Linked DNA regions of Homo sapiens: region 2 is linked to region 1. Evidence: chromatin contacts called from ENCODE Hi-C or POLR2A ChIA-PET data. All regions are on one chromosome and are shown on one strand. Each heading gives the region's core, a stretch centred on a gene start or an enhancer-like site at or near the end of the contact. The rest is flanking DNA. Distances are from core to core; before and after follow the strand shown. Region 1 overlaps RASA3 (RAS p21 protein activator 3). Region 2 holds the start of GAS6 (growth arrest specific 6).

Region 1 (6,902 bases), core at 3,327-5,826:
TAGGGCATTCCTCCCATCCCCCATCCTGTTCGGTGGCCTGTGCCGGACAATCTCTTCTTTCTGATGGACTCAAAGGGGCCACACAGCCACCAGGTGCCCCCCTTCCCATCAGCAGCTTAACCTCGGGGTATCTCTTGGACAGGCCGGCTTTGTCTCCAGCCGAGGTCAGCAGCAGTCAGATGCGGGATGAATGCCTGGCCCAGGCGGCCCCCACTCACCGCCCGAGGGCTCTGGAACTCTCTTTCCAAATAAAGAAAAAGTGCGGCCTGAGAGGACCAGGCTCGCCTGAAATCCTGCCATGTGGCCTAAGGAAATTAACGCACGCAGCAGCCTCTCCCTCTGAGGCAGAGACCCTGGCAAAGTCTCCTTTCCCTCAGTCATTTCTGGAAGAAGTGCAAATGAAGTTTCACAGAATCAAGCAAACTTTCACGGGGAAAAAAGAAAAAACCTCTTGCAGAAAACAGAGTTGACCTTTAAGTAGTGGCTCTGATGAGGGGAAACCATCTGAACTGAATTCCTCCTCCTCCTGGAGCCTGGAGCAGGGGCTCAGCTGGGACCAGCAGAGAAACCCCCGCCTTCTCCTCCCTGAGTCACTTCCCAGCATCTGCGCAAGGCTGGCGCTGCCCCATCCCGCCTGCGGCTGCTCCCATCACGTGATCATAAGAAAATAAACCTGGTTTCCCAGCTCTGTGCTCTGCCGCAGGCTCGGGGCCCATTTCCCAAACGCTGGGGGGAGCCGGGAGCTGCCAGGGCTGCCCCAGCCTCGGGGTAGAGGGTAAAGGCTGCGTGAAGAGGAACCAAACCCCAAACCGGGTCTGCGAAGCAGCCCTGGGGCTCCCAAGCCAGCCTCTGGGCTGAGCTCTGCGGTCCTGAGTCACTGCCTGACTCATCCTCAGAGGCGCCCCACAGAGAAGGGGCAACTTGGCCAGGGAAAATGCTCCATCTCCGCAAAGGACAGGAGGCAAAACACACCCATCAGAAGCACATGGCCAGTGCAGGGCCACACAGCCCTGGCTCCCACAGACCGCAGGCTGGAGAATGGGGGTCCGCGGTCAGCTCATAGCCCACCCGCCACCCAGCACTGCAGGGTCACACAGCCCTGGCTCCCAGAGGTCAGAGGCTGGAGGGCAGGGGTCCGTGGTCAGCTCACAGCCCACTCACCACCCAGCACGGCAGGTCTCAGCGGAAGCCCCACACACACTGGGTTGCAGCCTCCTGTGGTTCAAGATGGGTGGGGTTATTTTGAAATGTTGGCAAATAGAGCTGTGAGTCTTCAAACGGAACCCAAAGACTCAGTGAGGAAAGCAGGCGGGCTGGGCTGAGACTCACAGCTGCAGCGGCCGTGGTGAGCCACCTCACCTCCCCGAGCCTCAGTCTCCCCATCTGTTCAGGGGCACCGAGGAGCTGCCCCTCGGCTCATGGGCTCTGTGGTCGCCAGGCACGCCACACACCACACGCCACACACCACTGCACGCAGCACCCCGGGACACTGTGGCCTCGGCTCCCGCCTCTCCTGCACATGAGGCTCTTTCCTCTCTCCCACCCCATACCCCCCAAAAAAGAACCACCATCCTTACAAACAAATGAAAATCGGCTGGGTCTTTAGGGCCCGGCCACGATGTGTGACTGCAGCAGTGACTCTCAGGAGGAGGCACAACCAGACACCGGGTCCCCTGCAGCAGCTGAGACACCTCAAACCCCAAACCCTCAGTGAGGCCCTGGTGGGAAAAGGGGCTCTCCAGGGAGGTGCCAGGGGCAGGAGAGAGGGCCAGCGGCCGAGGAGCGGGAGGCGGCCGGGCGAGAGGAGGCCCGGGCAGGAGGGAGAAGGGGGGACCTGGCCTTTGCTCCTCATGGGATCCTCGGTGCGGCCCCCTCGTGACAGGCCCAGCCTCTCCCTGCAGTGGCCCAGCCACAGCTCAGGGCCAGGAGGCTCCTGCAGGCACAGGCGGCCGATGAGTCCCTTCCAGGCCTGGGCCTGGGGCAGCCTGCCATGTGCAGTAGACACTCAGTACTCACAGAATACGAGCAACCTCATGCTCTCCGCCGGCTGAGTTCCTGTGCGGCTGAGAGAACCCCCTGCATCATTCTGACACAGGTGCGCTCCTGTGAGCCAGCATGACACGGAAGGACACACACATGCAGGTGGAGATGGAGATGCTGGGCCGGGCTTGGGGGTCATACAGACAGGACCAGGGGCTCTGACCTGCTGGGAGATTTGGGGCCAGCATTCCAGGACTGAGAGAACAGATCCCTGGCCTGGGGTGCTCTGGGGCTGAGGATGGGCCCCCACCTGGGCTGAGGATGGGCCCAACCTGGGCTGAGGACGGGCCTCCCCACCTGGGCTGAGGACAGGCCCCCCTACCTGGGCTGAGGACGGGCCCCCCAACCTGGGCTGAGGACGGGCCCCCTGACCTGGGCTGAGGACTGGCCCCCTGACCTGGGCTGAGGACAGGCCCCCCAACCTGGGCTGAGGATGGGCCCCCCAGCTGGGGCACTCTGGGGCTGAGGACGGGCCCCCCACCTGGGGCACTCTGGAGCTGAGGATGGGCCCCCACCTGCGGTACTCTGGGGCTGAGGACGGGCCCCCCACCTGGGGCACTTCTGGGGCTGAGGATGGGCCCCCACCTGCGGACACCCCGGGGCTGAGGATGGGCCCCCACCTGGGGTACTCTGGGGCTGAGGATGGGTCCCCTACTCCAGCAGTTCTGGGATATTCTGGGCTTCAAGAAGCCTCCAGTCGTGTCAAGCAGGTTTTTGTTTAAGCTCTAACTTGAGAGTGAAAATAAATGTTCATGGGAAATGTGACTTTTCATGAGTCGCCTAATGTCAAAGTCGGTGTTTCCTAAGTCAGCAACTTGGTTTTTATTAAAAGCATCTGAGAGAATGAACCGTCTGTCTCCCAAACCACCAACTTCCTCCTGCCCCTTTCAGTTTCTAACCCCAAATAACTTCTCCCCTCCCGAAAAACTTTGGAGCTGTGGAGACATTTCTTGGTTTAGTCATTTCTACTACACAAAAGTACTATTTTGGGGGTGATTTACATCTTGCAGTATGAACAGAAAGAAACCTCCCTGTCTTTAACAAACACCCACTGCGTGCACACAGGACGGGACGGGCTTCCACCCAGAAGAGCTCAGAGCCTGCCCCTCAGGGCTGCCAAGTGAGGGTCCCTGGTGATGTCTGATGTCCTCGTCTGCCTGGGAAGACCCAGCTCTCCTCGCTCAGCTCTAGAAGATCTATCTGTTCCTTGACTTGTAACTTCTAATTGTACATAAAACACACAAACAAAAGAACAAGAACTCCCCCATAATTCCACTTCTCAGAAATCACATCACATTGACGTTTTTGTCTGCGTATCCAGATCATTTTGGGGGTGCTCATGATTTTTTAAACAAAAGAACTTTTCCTACAGACACAGCTTTGTAACCTAACGCATAACCAGCTTTCGGAGCAGGAGTTCAGGCCGTGGCACCTCTGGGTGGAGGGGGCACAGAAACCAGCCACGCCTGCAGTTTCTTCCTGTTGTGGCCACGGCCCCTTCTCCCCGAGATGGGCATGCAAATGAACCCTGCAAAGGACGCAGGAGCAACTCCACAGAAAGGGGGGGCCAGGGCTCCGCGTGGGGCAGAGGGCTTTGCCCAGCCTCAACCCCAGTGGCAGGGGGTAGGGTCAGACCCAGAACCCTGAGGCAGAGCCTCCCTGAGCCAGGACTGTCTGCGTGGATGAGGGTTTGGGGAGAGGTCAGCCACGTGGGCGCAGAGGAAGCAGGCAGGGACAGACACCATTCCACGTCCTTACGTGGATGGAAGGAAATGAGGACACGACACTTACTGAATATTCTTGCAAATGACTGGACTAACCCAGCAAGGAGAGATTTAGGTTCTGTTGTGTGTGACGCCAGCTGTTCCTTTCTGCTGGACAAGACGGTGATTTCCACTGCAGCGCAGCCTTGGGGAGCGGGGTCATCTCCTTGTTTTAGGGTCGTGGGTGCCGGCCCAGGGGAGGTCCAGGGCGGGAAGCTGGTTCCCAAGCCCCAGCCCTGCCAACCCAATTTCAGGGAGCCTTTTAGTTTAAGTAAATAAGGAAACAAATAGTGGCTGCCCTTTAAATGATTAAAAATGATTGCTCTAAAAGGTATGGATTGTGAACACAGTTCACTCTCAACCTCAGAAAATTATTTTTCTAGTAGGACAGAAACTGCCAAAATCACTTCCTTGGAGAAGGGCCAAGGCCAGAGAGAAAGGGCTTGTTCTCTGAAATGTGTCCACTTCGATGCGTTCTGAAGTTAAACCTGTGACAGACACTGCCCTTCAACCTCCACCTTGAAAAATACAGAAAAAAGGGAAGACAGAGGACGCTCTCCCCAGACGTCGGCTCAGCACTCGATAAAGAGGCCCCACAGACTCCAGGGCCTCGGACGCGCGGCCCAGGGGCCCGGGCCACACGCAGGGAGGAGGCGTGGGGGACACAGGCCTGAGGTGGAGCTGGGTCGGTGACCTCCTTAGTGGGAAAGAGGGAAGAAGAGAAGCTGAGTTCCGCCTTTCCTTCCTCACACATTCCATTTGCAGCTTCCTGCTAAGTCAGACGGCGATATTGGGCAACAGCAAATCAAACTTGACCCAAGTGCTTCTCCCCAGGGAATGTGAGAAGGGGCTCCTGCCCGGCTGCAGACCCAGCGGCCAGAGAGCACCCTGGGGCCCTTCTGAGCTCAGAGATGCAGACGTGGGCTTTTTTCTTTCCACAGCGACTTTGCCAAATGAACCATCAGACCTTAAAGGTGACACTGACCTTGGAGGAAGCACACGGGGGGCTGGGAGACTCAGGGACCGGGAGACTTGGGGGGCTGGGAGACTCGGGGGCCGGGAGACTCGGGGGACCAGGAGACTCAGGGGGCCAGGAGACACAGGGGCCAGGAGACTCAGGGGTCGGGAGACTCGGGGGTTGGGAGACTTGGGGGTCGGGAGACTGGGGGGTGGGAGACTGGGGGAATGGGAGATTCGGGGACCGGGAGACTCGGGGAGCCGGGAGACTCGGGGAGCCGGGAAACTGAGGGGGCCGGGAAACTGGGGGGCCAGGAGACTCGGGGGGCCAGGAGACTTGGGGGGCTGGGAGGCTCGGGGGCTGGGAGACTTGGGGGGCTGGGAGACTCGGGGGCCGGGAGACTTGGGGGGCCGGGAGACTCGGGGGCTGAGAGACTCAGGGGACCACTTGGGGGGCCAGGAGACTCGGGGGCCGGGAGACTTGGGGGGCCAGGAGACTCAGGGGCCGGGAGACTCAGGGGTCAGGAGACTGGGGGGTGGGAGACTGGGGGGGTGGGAGACTCGGGGACTGGGAGACTCAGGGAGCCGGGAGACTTGGGGGAACCGGGAAACTGGGGGGCCGGGAGACTCGGGGGCCGGGAGACTGGGGGGTGGGAGACTGGGGGGTGGGAGACTTGGGGACTGGGAGACTCGGGGAGCCGGGAGACTTGGGGGGACCGGGAAACTGGGGGGCCAGGAGACTCGGGGGCTGGGAGACTCAGGCGGCCGGGAGACTCGGGGGTTGGGAGACTCGGGGGGCCGGGAGACTTGGGGGCTGGGAGACTGGGGGGTGGGAGACTCGGGGGATGGGAGACTCGGGGACCAGGAGACTTGGGGGACCGGCCCCAAAGTGGGTGCCACCATGGAGCAAGGAGGGGGCGGTGGCCAGGACTAAACTCCCCAGCATGTGGGGCAGCCCTGCCTGACACCTGCCTCTCAGGTGGATGTCGACCAATGACTAATACAGGACTCTGTTAATGCATGTGCACCGATGGAGGGCTTCCGACCACAGATGTAGCGTGGATTCCAGCTGCAAGTTTATGAGAGAGCCAGCTTTTGGGTTCAAGTACCTTTCCTGCCAACTTTTTGTATGGGGTGGGTTGATTTGCGTTTTGCCCTCACACTACAGGGGCGGCCAGCCCGCACAGCCCTCCAAATGGACAGGGCTGCCAGCGTCCACACTAAACGGCGCCAGTGTTACACGTGGGCAGGGCTGCCGGCGTCCACGCTAAACGGCTCCACAGTCTTACACGTGGGCAGGGCTGCCGGCGTCCACGCTAAACGGCGCCACAGTCTTACACGTGGGCAGGGCTGCCGGCGTCCACGCTAAACGGCTCCACAGTCTTACACGTGGGCAGGGCTGCCGGCGTCCACGCTAAACGGCGCCACAGTCTTACACGTGGGCAGGGCTGCCGGCGTCCACGCTAAACGGCGCCACAGTTTTACACGTGGGCAGGGCTGCCGGCGTCCACGCTAAACGGCGCCACAGTTTTACACGTGGGCAGGGCTGCCGGCGTCCACGCTAAACGGCGCCACAGTGTTACACGTGGGCAGGGCTGCCGGCGTCCACGCTAAACGGCGCCACAGTGTTACACGTGGGCAGGGCTGCCGGCGTCCACGCTAAACGGTGCCACAGTTTTACTCTCTTGGAACTGTCCCACATGGGTTTCTCTTTCTTTGCTATCAGTCTTTTGTTGTGTGTGTTTTGGGTTTTTTTGAGACAAGGTCTTGCTCTGTCGCCCAGGCTGAAGTGCAGTGATGTAATCATGGCTCACTGCGGCCTCAACCTCCTGGCCTCAAGCAATCCTCACACCTCAGCCTCCCAAAGTGCTGGGATTACAGGTGTGAGCCACCACACCCGGCCAGAACCATGATTTCTATTTCTAAATTCTTCTGAAATATCTGAAAGACAACAGGCCCCCATTTCTCAACCTCACCTGAAAGAGAGGTTCCCAAACAGATTCTCCTCCCACTGGCTCTGATTCAGCGGGTCTGAGAGGATCCCGGCCTGAGAAAGACTGCCAGTAATTCTCCAGGCCCACAATCCATAGGCCTCTAACAACAGACCATTTAAACACAGAATGGACTTTTATCCAGGGAAGC
Region 2 (7,652 bases), core at 1,510-4,009, 210 kb before region 1:
CCACCTTCCCTACAACCACCCGTGGAGGACCACACATCAGGATCCTGGGCCTGGGGAGGCCAGGGACCCAAGGATGCTCTGACAGTCACCATGGCCAGGTCCTGGTCACCTCTTGAGCTCAGGCCACAGCCCTTTTCCTCAATCAGCCGCACTGCACAAAATGTAAAGTGAGCAACATTTCAAAGACAAGGAGCCCCTGGCCTTTGACAGGGAGAAGTTCATGGATGATTTTCATGCATTAGCAGGAAGTTGTGCTTGGACAGTCCCCTCGGGCCTGGGGTCTCCCAAGAGTGTGGCAGAGGATGCAGTGGAGACTAGGGTCCTGGGAGGGGTGGGCCTGGTGTGCTGGAGCCGGCTGGGACTCAAGCCAGCCTCTGGACCCTGCCCCTGCCCCTGCCCCAACCAGGCTGTCCCCAGCATCCACCTGCCGGCAGGAACCGGAAACAGAAACAGAAACAGACAGCAAGCTAATGGCCAGATCCAAAAACCAGAGGGAAAGCGGGTTGTTATCATTTGGCATGGGGGCTGGGAAGGAGGGCAGAACGCTGGGAACTGAGATGACGCTGAAAAGAAGCCGACAGAGGCTGCTGGGGCCAGGCTGTGAGAGGATGGGAGGGATGCCTCCCGGGCACCAAAGCCACTCAGCCACATGCAGGAGGGTGAGGAGATGAACATGCCAGCACAGAAACCATGTGACGCAACCGCAGTTGTATTAAAGTGATGGGGTCCTGAGTGCTGTTTTCATTTTCTTATCTTCATTTCACACCTTTGTAAATAAAGTTATTAAATTAAAATTGGAAAACCAGGTAGGGGACTGACTTGGGAAGAACAGCACAGTACATCCAGGCAGCGTCCAGTCTGATTGACATGGGCCCTGCAGGTCCTGGAGGACAGCGAGGAGGGGCTGCGGCCAGGCCTTGCAGGGCTGCGCGGAGCGGGTACTGTGGGGTGGGGGTGACCCTGCTGCCCTCAACTCCCATCACCAGCACGCCCCATGCCACAGTCCCTGTGCACGCAGAATGTTCCGGGTGAGGACGCTGTTGGAGGACACTGCACCAGCCACACGACCAACCCCACAGCTGGGCGGCGACTCCGAGCGACCAGGGCACACAGGCCCACCTGCCTCAGCCAGCAGCACAGGCCAGGATTCATCATTAAAGAAACAGGAAAACAGAGAGGCCGGGGAGAGCGACCAAGCTAGGCTGAGCTGAAGGAGGGCACGGGCCTGTGGGGCTGTGGGCAGCCCCCGGGCAACAGCCCCAGGTGCGTCATCTCTGCAGGGATGAGCTATGTCCACAAGTGCACAGTGGCCATCTGACAGCCTCAGAGCTTTCAGAAAGGCAGATCTAAGAGGGGTCAAGTCAACCACTAGAAATGTAAGCGGAAACAGGCCTCCATGGTTCATCCAGAACCACTCTTTCATCCCGGGTGACATTTATTCCACCCCAGGAGAATTCTTTAAAAGGAACATTCCAGCAGAACGGAAAACTTCGCTATGAAATCACCCTGACTTCAGGGCGGGAGGGACGTCAACGGGAATCCACACCTTCTCGGACTTTCCAAAGTCACCCGCTCCCGAGCCCGCAGGATAGAGTGGCCAGGCCGTCCTCACACGGCGGCTCCTGCGGGAGGCGGCCCCGGGCGCCCCGCCTTCTCCAAGGACATTCCTAACCGAGGTGCCGGGGCCAGCACCGTCGGGCTCCTGAAAGCACCCGCTGCCTCCAGGAGAGCACCTGGCAGAACGGGGCCGCGGAGCCGCCCTCCCCTCCCGCATGCGGCCCCGCTCGATTCCTGGAATCTTATTTTTGGACCTGCTGCCGCAAGCAGTTCCCGCCCTCGGCCCTTTCAATTCCTCTTTCGGGAGGGGACTGCTCTCCACCCCTCTCAGGAGGACGAGGCGCGGCCCGGGGGTTCCTCACCTCCAGCCCAGCAGAGGGAGGGCCGCGGGGAAGCGGTTTGGGTTTTAACCATTGTGTTTCTCTCGCACTTTGGAAACGGACTCCCGGCTTCCCCGCGGGGAGGCGTCTGACAGCGAGCGTTTCCCGGACAGCCCCGCAGCGTCTCACCGGCCTGCGCGGGGATCCCGGGGTCGCCGGGGGATGGGCGTGGGGGACGCGGGGCGGGCCGGGGCTCCTGGGACCCTGAGGCCAGGCCTCGCCGCGCGGAGCTGGGGGGCGGCAGCAGCGCTGCCTCTCGGGAGCGGTTGGAGGCGCGCGGGCGCCAGGGGTTCCCCCGCATCCCGCCCGCCGGCTGCTCACCGTCTCGGGGTCGTTCTCGAACACCTCCCGCGCCTCCTCGCGGCTGCACAGCTCCTCCACGCACTCCCTCTCCAGGTGGCCCTGCTTGGCCTCCTCGAAGACCTGAAAGGCGCGGCGCTGCCTGGGCCGCAGGAACTGCGTGGCCTCGCGCGCCGGCAACAGCGCGGCTGCCCGGAGGGAGAGAGGGGGACGCGTCAAGCCGCGCCCGGAGCCTCCTCCCGCCGCCCGGGGACGGGGTCTCGGGCCCGCGGGACTCACCAAGCGCGCACTCCGCGGCCAGCAGCAGCAGCAGCAGCTGCGGCGCGCGGCGCAGGGCGGCGGGCCCGGGCGAGAGCGAAGGGGCCATGGCGGGCCGGGGACGCGCGGTCAGAGCGCCCGGGAGGCCGAGGCGAGCCGCGGGCGCCGCGGGGCGGAGGCTCCGGTCATCCCGTCCTGGCGGCCCTGAAGGTCACATCGCGGCGGCGGCGGCGGCGGCGGCTGCGGCACCTCAAGCGCTCGGTCTGGGCGTGTTCGGGCGGCTGCGCGCGGGGAGGCGGCGGGGGCGGGACCAGCGCGCGGGCGGGGCGCGGGTTCCCGGGAGGATCCGGGCGCGGGGAAAGCGGAGCGTCCGGGACGCGGCGGGACTCGAGTGTTTCGGAAAAGGAGCGTCTCCCCAGGCGGTGGTTGTCTTCACTAGCGATGGGGTAAAAGGAGGACGCAATACCTGGTTCAACTTGAGCAGGTACATTTTGACCATATTCCAGGTGTCATGTGAAGATTTAAGCCTCTTTCCAACCCCCACTCCCCCCGAATCTACTGCATCCTTTTTGGAGTCTTCATTCTTAGGCACATTTTGTCAAGACTTAAAACCTACCAAAGAAAAGATACACTGAGGTCAGATCCAATCCCACTGGGGGCCAGCGAGTGAAATGCGACGGTTTCCTTTTATAATCTCTGTTTTTCATAATGATGACATTAAAAATCTTGAGGTTTCCCAGTAGATATTTAAGCTGAAAGCAACATTGTGCTTGTCTTCAGAGACCAAGACTTTCTGGCTCTTGTCTTGGAATATTTCGCAAAGTCATAGGCAAAACACACACAAACAAACAGAACCAAAACACAGCAGACCACTCACGGGGGACCGAACCAGGCAGTTAGCCCAGCATCCCCCTGCTGCGGGAGGAGGGAGCTTGGATACTCCTCTCTGGAGAATCCTGCTCTGGAAATCCCCACACCCCAAAATGCAATGTAGAGGGGCAGTGAGTCAGCACCTCACCCCAAATGAATGGCCGTTCTGCTCAGCAGGCTCAACGCTTAGATCCCCAGATCCAGTTTCTCTTTGCTTTCTGTAATTGGAAGAATGGAATAGGATTGCTGCTAGAAATCTTTGAGGTCACTGGTTTGAAAGTGGGATTATGAGCATGAATTTTTGTTGTTGTTGTTTGTTTGTTTTCAGACGGAGTCTCGCTATGTTGCCCAGGCTGGGGTGCAGTGGCGTGATCTCTGCTCACTGCAAGCTCCGCCTCCCGGGTTCACGCCATTCTCCTGCCTCAGCCTCCCGAGTAGCTGGGACCACAGGCGCCCGCCACCACGCCCGGCTGATTTTTTTTATTTTTAGTAGAGACGGGGTTTCACCGTGTTAGCCAGGATGATCTCAATCTCCTGACCTCGTGATCCGCCCGCCTGGGCCTCCCAAAGTGCTGGGATTACAGGTGTGAGCCACCGCGCCTGGCCGAGCATGTTAATTTAAGCAAATGAATGTCCCTGGGAATGATCTTCAAGGAGAATTAAAGTGGGATAGAGAAGTCATCTATCTGCACCTGTGTCTGAACCAGAATGACGAGGCACTTCCATGTCAGCTAGTTACTGGAGCAGGCGGAGTAAGGAGTACCCCTGGGCTTCTGCCCCGAAACCACCACGGCTACTTCAAAACAATATTACATTAATTTTCCTGCTTGTTCTTGAGAAGCACTGGTTTGAAAAATTGGATGGGGTGATACATGTTTTAATCAGTATTTACAAGGCTCCTTAATCACTTCATCAGACAATTCATTGAGCACCTACTATGTGCCAGGCAGTGTAATTCATTGAGCACCTGCTGTGTGCCAGGCAGTGTCTGAGGCACTTCTAGCTATTATTTCCTAAGGGTTCCAGCAGCCCATGGATAAACTTCAAAGAGTGTAAGCTCCTAAAAATTGTTCGTATTTTCTGCACATTTTTGTAGTTTTGGAGAAGAGAGTTAATGGAGTTCTTGCCATTCTCAGAATTATTTGATCCCTTTAGGAATGAGCATCTCTAGCCTCTGCCTGTTCATCTGGGACAATCTGCACCTGGGCGTGGACCTGCTGCTTCAGATCAGTAGGTATCAGAATGAACTCAGTTGGATGGGGCAGTTCAGGACCCCTGGCCTCCTTTTAGTCTGGACCCCACTCTCATTCCTCATATTCTCAATTCACTCTTTCTACTGAGTTACTATCCTAGTAATGACAATGCCTCCTATCATCTAGAGACTTGGTTTGATACAATGCATTCACATACAACTGCTCGTTTTGATTTCTATAACTGGGGAATACAGAAAGCAAATATGCGGTGCAATGGAGGATGTCTCCATTACCCCAGATAACTCCAAAATTCTTCACCTAGTTACCAGTGCAGGAAATTCGTTCGAAGGCAGAAATGGAAAATGAATAAGAAACAATTTGGATGTGTTCCAAAAATGGAGAGTTGTCAGGCACTATATCATACAACCTGAAATATCAATGGTGAAGTAGACAGTTCACCTCCACAGGGGGCAGGAGGTTGGACCCAGGGCAATGGATGTTTTATATGGATGGTTAACCGGTCTGTGGCCATGAGGTGGAAAGCTGTGTACACCTGTGAAGCCATCATCACAATCAAGTTAGGGAACATATCCATCACCCAAAAAAGTGTTCTCATGCCCTTTGGTAATTCCTCCCTCCTAAATGTCCCCACCCTACCCCACATCCCAGTTTCTATGCAAAAACCGCTGACCAACTTTCTATCACTATAGATTTGTTTGTATTTTCTAGACTTTTATATAAAAAGAATTATACTGTATGTACACTTTTTTGTCTGTTTTTTTCACTTAACATATTTATTTTCAGAATCATCTATCTTGTTGCAGGTGTATTCCTTTTTATTGCTCAGTAGTATTCCACTGTATGGATATAACACAATTTGTTTATCATTCACCTGTTGAGGGACATTATACTTGCTTCTAAATTTTTACTATCACAAATAAAGCTGCTGTAGGCATTCATGTGTGTGTCCATCGTGTGGACATTGTGTGCACACGTGCTTCCATTTCTCTTGGGGAAATATCTAGGAGCAGAGTGTCTGGATCCCATAGTAGGTATTTGTTTAACTTTTTAAACTGTTTTTCAAAGTGGTTATACTGTTTTTCATTTTCACCATCAATGCATGAGGGTCCCAGTTGCTCCACATCCCCACCCATACTTTCTGTGGTCACTTTAAAAATTTTTAGCCGCCCCGTCCGGGAGGGAGGTGGGGGGGTCAGCCCCCCGCCCGGCCAGCCGCCCCGTCCGGGAGGTGAGGGGCACCTCTGCCCGGCCGCCCCTACTGGGAAGTGAGGAGGCCCTCTGCCCGACCACCACCCCGTCTGGGAGGTGTACCCAACAGCTCATTGAGAACGGGCCATGATGACAATGGCGGTTTTGGGGAATAGAAAGGGGGGAAAGGTGGGGAAAAGATTGAGAAATCGGATGGTTGCCGTGTCTGTGTAGAAAGAGGTAGACATGGGAGACTTTTCATTTTGTTCTGTACTAAGAAAAATTCTTCTGCCTTGGGATCCTGTTGATCTGTGACCTTACCCCCAACCCTGTGCTCTCTGAAACATGTGCTGTGTCCACTCAGGGTTAAATGGATTAAGGGCGGTGCAAGATGTGCTTTGTTAAACAGATGCTTGAAGGCAGCATGCTTGTTAAGAGTCATCACCACTCCCTAATCTCAAGTATCCAGGGACACAAACACTGCGGAAGGCCGCAGGGTCCTCTGCCTAGGAAAACCAGAGACCTTTGTTCACTTGTTTATCTGCTGACCTTCCCTCCACTATTGTCCTGTGACCCTGCCAAATCCCCCTCTGCGAGAAACACCCAAGAATGATCAATAAAAAAATAAAAATAAAAAAAGAAACCCTACACTCCACTGAAAAAAAAAATTTTACTCACTCTAATATGTATATAATGGTATTTCATTGTAGTTTAAATTTGCATTTTTCAAATAACTAGTGATGTTGAACAAATTTTATTGTACTTATTGCCATCCAGATATCTTCTTTGGTGAAATGTCTGTTTCAGTTTTACTTTCTTTCTTTTCCTTTACTTGGTGATATGGTTTGGCTGTGTCCCCACCGAAATCTCATCTTGACTTCCCACATGTTATGGGAAGGACCTGGTGAGAGGTAATTGAATCATGGGGGCAAGTCTTTCCCATGCTGTTGTCATGATAGTGAATAAGTCTTACAAGATCTGATGGTTTTAAAAAGAGGAATTCCCCTGCACAAGCTCTCTGTCTTTGCTTTCTGCCATCTGTGTAAGACGTGACTTGCTCCTCCTTACCTTCTGCCATGATTGTGAGGCTTCCCCAGCCACGTGGAACTGTGAGTCCAGTTAAACCTCTTTCCTTTGTAAACTGCCCAGTCTCAGGTATGTCTTTATCGGCAGCGTGAAAATTGACTAATACACTTGGGATGTTTGGTTTTCCAATTGTTGAGCTGTTTGTTGAGTTTTAAGAGTTCTATAACTATTCTAGAAGCAAGTCCATTATCAGATGTGTGGTTTGCAAATATTTATTTCCAGTCTGCGGCTTGTCTTTTCATTCTATTAAATGTGTCTTTAGCCAGGCATGGTAGTGGGTGCCTGTAGCTTCAGCTACTTGAGAGGCTGAGGCAGGAGGATTTCTTGAGCCCAGGAGTTTAAGCCTGGTCTGCACAATAGAGCAAGACTCTGTCTCCAAGATAAAAAGAAATTAAAGTGTCTTTCAAAGATCAGAATTCTTAATTTTGAAGTGCAGCTTATTTTCTTTAATGGATTCTGCTTTTGGTGTCACATTTGCCTAACTCAAGGTCACAAAGATTTTATTACAGAAGTTCTGTAGATTTCAGTTTTACATTTAAGATGGTGATCCATTTTGAATGAGTTTTTATAAATGCTGAAGTATGAAACAAAGTGTGTATCTGTACGTATGTGCCTAGGGAAATGCAATCATCCCAGCACTGTTAAAAAGACTATTCTTTCTCCACTGACTTGCCTTTGCACCTTTGTCAATAACCAATTGATAATATATGTGCAAATCTATTTGTAGACTCTGTTCTGTCCCATTTATTTGTTTGTCTCTTTTTAAAGTTAATACCACACTGTCTTGACTATAGTAGAT

The links. Hi-C counts contacts between places; a loop is a spot of excess contacts on that map. ChIA-PET counts read pairs that join two places held with the same protein, here RNA polymerase II (POLR2A). Pooled maps may share reads with other maps.
Region 2: a pooled map shows a loop between it and region 1 (3-fold over the local background). The contact joins the promoter of GAS6 here to the enhancer-like site in region 1. A Hi-C loop is called at or near these places in 1 of 168 maps with a recorded cell type or tissue (chondrocyte) and 5 of 50 pooled maps. POLR2A ChIA-PET finds 5 or more read pairs at or near these places in 2 of 52 experiments (MCF 10A and PC-9).

What each region holds. Positions count from the first base shown.
Region 1 is chr13:114,064,620-114,071,521 of GRCh38, forward strand. All of the region lies in intron 2 of RASA3 (RAS p21 protein activator 3), which reads right to left. Among named protein-coding and RNA genes, the nearest start is that of RASA3-IT1, 42 kb to the right of the region's middle. RefSeq lists enhancers at 510-569, 930-1,159, 2,090-2,219, 2,820-2,879, 3,360-3,539 and 2 more and silencers at 1,690-1,759, 2,430-2,549. Within about 2 kb of position 4,577, at least 17 of the 41 ENCODE cell types and tissues checked have a DNase peak (open chromatin) inside an H3K27ac peak, as active enhancers do.
Region 2 is chr13:113,861,317-113,868,968 of GRCh38, forward strand. It overlaps GAS6 (growth arrest specific 6), which reads right to left and starts at 2,760. Exons shown (of 15, transcript NM_000820.4): 1 at 2,517-2,760; 2 at 2,259-2,425. The coding sequence starts at 2,604. It overlaps GAS6-DT (GAS6 divergent transcript), which reads left to right and starts at 2,861. Exons shown (of 2, transcript NR_044993.1): 1 at 2,861-2,979; 2 at 3,694-5,516. RefSeq lists silencers at 1,784-1,833, 2,314-2,373, 2,394-2,453 and an enhancer at 2,174-2,765.